Regions from separate parts of the Homo sapiens genome. Here region 2 is linked to region 1. A link is a loop called in an ENCODE intact Hi-C map of the cell type or tissue named here. Cell type or tissue: gastrocnemius medialis. All regions are shown on one strand. Links, peaks and the distances in the headings refer to the core of each region. The heading gives the core; the rest is flanking DNA.

Evidence for each region. Peaks named below come from ENCODE experiments on the same cell type or tissue, not always from the same donor. Only the 100,000 strongest peaks of a DNase experiment are listed, where the experiment ranks them.
Region 2: a loop joins it to region 1, with 1.8 times the contacts of the local background. A loop is called at or near these places in 3 of 110 quality-filtered maps.

Annotation. Positions count from the first base shown.
Region 1 is chr7:50,500,332-50,503,863 of GRCh38, forward strand. The region is part of intron 7 of DDC (dopa decarboxylase); the gene reads right to left. Among named protein-coding and RNA genes, the nearest start is that of DDC-AS1, 30 kb to the right of the region's middle. RefSeq lists enhancers at 1,550-2,051, 2,020-2,314, 2,052-2,551. In gastrocnemius medialis, for the core only: no CTCF peak of the experiment used is centred there; DNase peaks (open chromatin) are centred at 1,660, 2,120 and 2,832; H3K4me3 peaks cover 545 bases; H3K27ac peaks cover 2,500 bases.
Region 2 is chr7:50,594,165-50,597,696 of GRCh38, forward strand. GRB10 (growth factor receptor bound protein 10) reads right to left here. Exons shown (of 19, transcript NM_001350814.2): 18 at 1,273-1,366. Among named protein-coding and RNA genes, the nearest start is that of DDC, 31 kb to the left of the region's middle. In gastrocnemius medialis, for the core only: a CTCF peak has its summit at 1,526; no DNase peak of the experiment used is centred there.

The sequences.
Region 1 (3,532 bases), core at 1,033-3,532:
CCTCATTACCACTGGAAGGCCCCACCTCCAATACCATCACCTTAGGTTAGAATTTCAGCAAATGGGCTTTGCGGGGGACACAAACGTTCAGACTACAGCAAGCTTCAAATTTACACCTATCTTATGATGTGATCTGAGGTTTTTCTCAACCTTACCGCTGATCTGAGCTACAGGCATGGACATCCCATGATTACTGAGTGACTCCTCAGGGAGAAACTCTGCAAATCCTAAGGCCTTGTGCTCTTCCTGGCTCACTGCTGCATCCATCTGGGGTTATGCAAGCACCAGGTGAGACTGATTCTGGGGGAAGTGATGAGCCCCTAAGCCTCGGTTCAGGTCCACACTGCTCTGTGACCTTTGGCCTCCCATGCCCTGGGGTGGATATCCGTGTCCGCAGGACACACTTGACCTTAATCCAACTGAGGGCTTTCATCCTGATGATTAAACTGAGTCAAAGCTTTGAAACGCCTTATGTCTTTTATCAGCTTTGTGGAGGACTGTGTTCTCTCTAAGCTTGCAGTTGGCCTACAACTCCTGCAGAAGGGAACTTACAGACCCCTAAAGGAAGTGGACTCTGAAGGGCTTCTCTGGTTTCCATGGGGATGCATGGAGCTGTGGGCATGCCTCTGCATTCTGCATTCTGCATCTCATATGTGATCCACTAACAGCACACACTGCATAGCACGGCCCATCTAGGAACCAGGCAGACACAGAGACCCTCGGCCAGAGCTTGAGAAGTTGCATGCACCAGGGGCACACCTAGCCCTGAGGCAAGGCTGCCTCAGTGGGGAGGGATGGGACAGGCTCACACCCCTCCAGCTTCCTGCTGTCAGTGACTCTTTCCTTCTGAGACTTCCCAGGAACTTGCGGCAGGCCTGGCTGCCCCTCCAGCTGCACGTCCTCTCTCAGTTATGCTGGCACCTCAGGATGCAGCTTTGGCTGCCTGCCCTGTGCTATTCCCTTCCTCACACCTTGAGATGGCCTCCCCAACTCAGCCCATACCCTCGTCCTCAGTTTCCCCACTTCCCCATCGGCAACCTAACTGACTTCAACTATCCACTTTTTGTATTCCATCTTCTCAGTAAAACCTGCCAGACAACTGATCCATCCAAGCAGACCAATCTGAATACCCTCACTGGCAAATCATTTCAAATGCAATAAAAAGAAAATGTCTTTCCTAAGGCAGCAATTGGAAGAAAACCATCTTCTGATTTGTTTTCTTTGTCAAATGATGGTGGGTGAATAACTTATCTGAATTATGTTAGATTATTCTAATCATATATAGAATAAGGTCAGCTCAGGATCTCAGAACAGTCCCGCTTGGAGTTGGAGAATGCTAAATATCTGGTGATAGGAAAATGGTAGCAGGAGAGGGAAAGTAGGTAAAAGGGTGCTGACTTAATTGTTAAGGTACCACCAACAGTTAGTAATATAACACCATCAATAAAAATGGAAATGTTGGCCGGACACAGTGGGTTACGCCTGTAATTCCATCACACTGGGAGGCTGAGGCGGGCATATCATCTGAGGTCAGGAGTCTGAGACCAGCCTGGCCAATATGGTGAAACCCCATCTCTAATAAAAATACAAAAATTAGCCAGGCATGATGGCATGTGCCTGTGATCCCAGCTACTCAGAAAGCTGAGGCAGGAGAATCACTTGAACCCAGGAGGCAGATGTTGCAGTGAGCTGAGATTGTGCCACTCCAGCCTGGGCCACAGAGCAAGACTCCATCTCAAAAATAAAGAAAAAAAAAGGAATTGTCAAAACTGACCTCCCCTATGCATTCTGCCAATGGATGAAAGGGTTTTGGCATTCACCCATGTCAGCTCCTTCTGCACAACCCCAAAAGCAACCTCAGTGTTTCAAACCAAACAAATCATAAATCAAGCTCTGTGCACAGCCTCCAGCCTCTACAAAGAAGAGGGGGCCCCAGATAGCAGGAAGGCCTGAGCTGGATCCATCCAGGGGACTGTGACTGGCAGGTGACACACGCTGGCTGTCATCTCCATGGTCCAGCGGGCAGCCCACACTTGGCCCAGGGGACAGCAGGCCATGTGGGCTCTATCCAGCAGAAGACCTCGGCCCTTTAAATCCGATAGCCCTAGGGAATTACATCAGCCAGCTACTGGCCAGGACATTCAGTTCTTAGCCTGACATCTGAGTCAGAGGACTCCAAGTTGCTTGGCTGAGCTGATGAAGGTTTGCAGCTGATGAGGCCAATGCTGTGGCTGCAGTCCTGAGTCAGCCAGTTCTATCCCTTCTCCCCAGCCCGGGGCTGTGCACGACCACTTCCCGCCAGTTGTTCTTACAGCTGTGTGCCACAGAGCATAAACGGTGGAGCATAAACCCTGTGAGAGCGGGTAAGTCTATGCCACCCACCTCCCAGTAGTTCCCAGCACTGCATTCCTTGCTGTGCAGCAATGCACTCTACCTTTGGGATGGTGCATTTTCCCTGCATTAATTTATCCTCTGAATAATCGTGTGGGGAAATCTTGTTATTTTATGAGCACAAGTGGGGTTTTTCTCTTCACTTTACAGACAGCATAAATGAAGCTCAGAATGTAAGATTCAGGGGTGGATCCTGGGCTGCACCCTAGCTTCCTTGTCACCAATTTCATGTCTAGCTCACACAAAGGCACCTGCACCTTCAGCACCGGCCTTCCCCAGCTGCTGACCCCAAGAAGGGAGGCCAACGCCCAGGAGAGGAGGGTCCACTCCTCTGAGTATGGACTATGGGTGACTCTTGGGTTAGGAGAGGTGAGAACTGTGCTTGGCTTGTGCAGACTAAGGAGGAAGCCAATTCCCTGGTAGCTGTTGTGGGATCTGGCACAGGCCACAGGTATGTGATCTGAAGGCCCCACTTGGGCAGCTCCACTCACAGCCGAGCGGTCAGAACATTCCCATCCTAGAGGGACAGAGAAAGGGGGAGCCCCCTGAGCCAGTGTCCCTGCCCTACGAGGGTTCTTCTGTCCACAGAAGCAGCTTCAAGACCTGCTGAGTTCCCAGAGCTACATGTCAAAGGTGAAACTCTAGAAACAGAGCTGCTCATTCACATTCACCTTTTGAAAACACAGCATCCTAGTCTCAATGAGAAAACCTAGGATCTCTGAATGAGGAAGGGAGGAGGTGAGAGTGACCAGGAAAACATCTGAAGCACAGATTATTCCTTGGCGAAATCCAGTTTCATTGTGTTGATTTGCTAAACTACCTTCAGCAATTTTCTTAACTGCATTCAGTAATTCCAAAAAAAGGTGAAAAAGGGATATACCAAAGAATTAAATTCAAGTGTGGACAATTCTCATATCAGGTGTATGCACGACCCACATATGAAGGTGGTTACTCTAAGATTTTGAAGAGTTTATTCTCCTCAACAGGGCCAACATAACCTGCAATTTTACATAACTTCTATATTGCTCGGATTTTTTTTCTTACAAATAGTGTGTTGGTAGAACTAAGCTCAGTTCTTTTCCAATTAGCCCAAATTCTGAGTTTGTGGAGTTCAAGCTAATGAGGTTTGTGTTATTGCAAA
Region 2 (3,532 bases), core at 324-2,823, 93 kb after region 1:
CTGGGAAGGCTGGGCTCAACCCCAGATTCTGTTCCTCACCCCAGTGCGGTGCAGGAAAAGCCACTGACAGCCATGAGCCTCATTTTCCTCACGAGTAAGGTGGGGATGTCAGCACACAGCAGGAAGCAAGCAGCCACAGAAAAGACAGTGCGTGGCACACTGCCTTCCCCTGGCTCACAAAAGCTAAGCAAGACACCCTCCTCATCCTGTATGGTCCATGGCTGCCAGTCACTACACGATTCTTGAGATCATAACAAAGTCCTGGGGGTCAGATAAGCCTGAAGAACTCCAGGTTCAACTGTGTAAAACAGGTGAGTTTAGTTAATTTAAGCCTTCTCAGAGCTTTTTCTTTGCTGACATGCAGATTGAATCTCTGAGAGGAAACTGTCCAGCCAGCCTCTTTTGGTAGAGTTTGGGTTCCACAGGATGCATTTCACAAACATTATCATTACCTGCAGAATTTATCAATTCAGCATGTAAACAGCTGCTATTAATTTTGTGTATTGTATTCTCAACTAAACTGAATTCTTGTAGGCGCTGATCTAGCACTCTAATCATGAACTAGAATTGAACTGTGGCATACTGAAGTGAGAGGTAAACATCAGGCGAATCAAACATAAAGTGCTTTGTCAAAAAAAGTAGTGTTGATTAATGTATTCTGTAATGAAGTTTTTGGAATTGTTCAAAGGGAGAATGGTCTTTAGATCCAAGGACCATGTGGAAGGAGAAACAAAATTACTCTTTGGGAGGCCACTTAACGCTTCTTGGATAGCCCTGGTGTACACCAGGACAAATTACAAGACTCCTCAGACTCCAGCAGCCAACAGGCAATCCTGCTGCACAACTCCTGCCTTCCAGACCCACGTGCTCACAGCTGCTGCGACCTCAGCTAATTCTCCTCCACCTCCCCTTCCTGTGACCTTGATCCTTCCCATCAGTACCCTTTCAGCTGTGGGCCCTCAGCTAATTCTCCTCCACCTCCCCTTCCTGCGACCTTGATCCTCCCCATCAGTACCCTTTCTGCTGCAACCAAGAGCTCACAGGCTCAAGGGGGGCCTCAACACCCTATCACCACTTTCAGGATTATTTCCAGGGAAATGTTTTTCTAATTTCAAAAGACAAACCTGTAAAGAAATTCTTGAAAGTTTCTTAACTGCAGCCTTGAAACTGTCTGATACTTACCGGTCTTGTCGGTTTATAACTTGAAAATTGCATTAAGAATGAAACCAGAAAACAAACCACAAGGACTGGTCTGAGAACATCAATACTTACAGGTAAGATCTGGAAATTTTTAATTTTCTGGTGATGACACAGTGTGAGTACAAATGCCTTTGGATTACTCTGGCTGTCACGGAGGAGAAAAAGCCTGGGGAAGGGAAAATAGTTGATTGCTAAAATATTTTAAAATCTGGAACTAATCACACACACACACTCTCTTACACACACACACACACACACACACACACACACACAGGCTTGGAGCCACAATGCTTCAGTGCAGTGCTTTGGCATTTAAGTGGCCTCTAGGGGCAACAGCACACCAGGCAAGCACCAAGACGGTAATTCTGAATTGTCATTCTCCATTGGAAAAAAGCTGGGCTCCTTGGGGATATGCCTGACTACAGGGTTAGGGCAGGGAAACTATAGGATGAAAAGGATTATTTTGTGCCTGCATATCAAGAAGTGCTCAAAGAATAATGAGGACATGTCAAAAAGACACAGGAGGCAGGATGACTAAATCTGGGCATCAAAATGAATTTTAAAAGTAATGAATCATAACCCATGAAATCGGAATCCGTGTCTGTAGTATTATTTAAAAATAAATAAGCAAATAAATTAATACGGGAGAAGATGAAAATCTTTCTTGGAGGAGAATGTCAGCCAATAAATAAAGGCAAGATGTATTCAAAAACTACCCTTTGGCAATTACTGTAGTAACTAACAATTAACGAAGGAGGGGGGATCTTCAACAAATGCTGAAACCAGCAGATGAAAGGTGGATGAGAAAAAAGAGTATTTTCATGGCATCAAAGTATTGTACTGTTAATACTTATTTACTACAAAGGGGAAAATAATAGCTTTACAGTGGAGAAATCCGGCCGACAGCATCTTCTTCATCAAGTGTCTAAATTACCACCACTAGCAATGAGACAAATTGACCTTGAGGGCTTCCGGAGACGATGTACTGAAGATGACACAACATCACTTTTCGGGGGTGCTCCCGCCAAAAATGCATAGCCTGAATCTCACCATGAGTGAGGAGCCTAGGCTGAGCCCAGGCACACTCTACAAGAATTGGCTTCTACTCGAAACGCAGGTCAAGATTATGAATACATGCTGGGAGAGAAGATTTAGGATGAAGATGTTCTTTTGCTATAAAGGAGGCAATTAGGAAGAAGGGTATAGATTAGACAATGAACTGCGTCGTCAATGTTAACTTCCTGGTTTTTATAAGGTACTGTGGTTATAGAAGTTCTTGTTCTTAGAAATTTTACACTGTAATAATTCAGACTAAAGGGACATCATGCCACAACTTACTCCTAAACGGTTCAGAAGAAAAAACAGTAACTAAGAACAAAGGCAAATGTGCCATAATCTTAATAAGGGTATCTGGGCGAAGTGTGTATAGTTCATCCTATTACTATTACAACCTTTCTACAACCTTAAAATTTTTTTTTAATCCTAAATTAGAATAGCACAAAAAAGGCATAAAATCATTGCTCTTACATGAGAAAATCTGGAGTTAGCTGAAAAGATAGTTATACATCAGAAAGCGAAGAAAGATCCAATGAAAGCTACAAAGAAGAAATGGCCTGAAAAGGAACTCACTTTAAATGTATCCAAAACCAAACTACAATCATCAGCAAAATCACCAGGTCTAGATTGTAATGTGAAGATGGAAAGCAGTTAAATAAGACTGGAAAATCCCATGCTGAAAAGGTAAAAGAAATATATTTTACTACAGGACTTCTCAGAGCCTTAAATATGTGAATATTCATGGTAACTGCCTAGCAGTTTTCCAATCTTACCTATGTAGAAACCTCCCCCACCCTTTCTAAAATAGCACTTTGCAGGCCTTGTGTGCTTCAGGATATACTTTGGGAAACACCGATCAGAATGGGATTCCATGGTTTGGCTTGGTCAGGCCAGATGGGACGGCGTGAGGAAGCTCAGACCCCACTGGGGAACACGCGGCACCGCCAGAGAGAAGACAAGGAGATCCAGTTCTTCTCCCAAGCGCTGGTGCATGCTGGGCAGCTGTGCCCACCTCAAAGACTTGTCAGAGTCATGTCATTCCAAATAAAACATCGTTACTCTGACACCCAGAAGTTTGCCGAGCTTCAGCTCTAACTAGAGGAAAATGTGGGGCGTCCCTTTCTCTGCCGTTAACTATCTGCTGTCTCCTTCTGCAGATGGGAAGCTACAGACGAGTGAATGGCAGCATGGCCCAGGCCTGTTTACCCGAGAGGGACGTGTACCCCTGAGAGGGGCAGGCTCACCCTGGGAAGTCCCAAGGCTGCTGGAAGGCTTG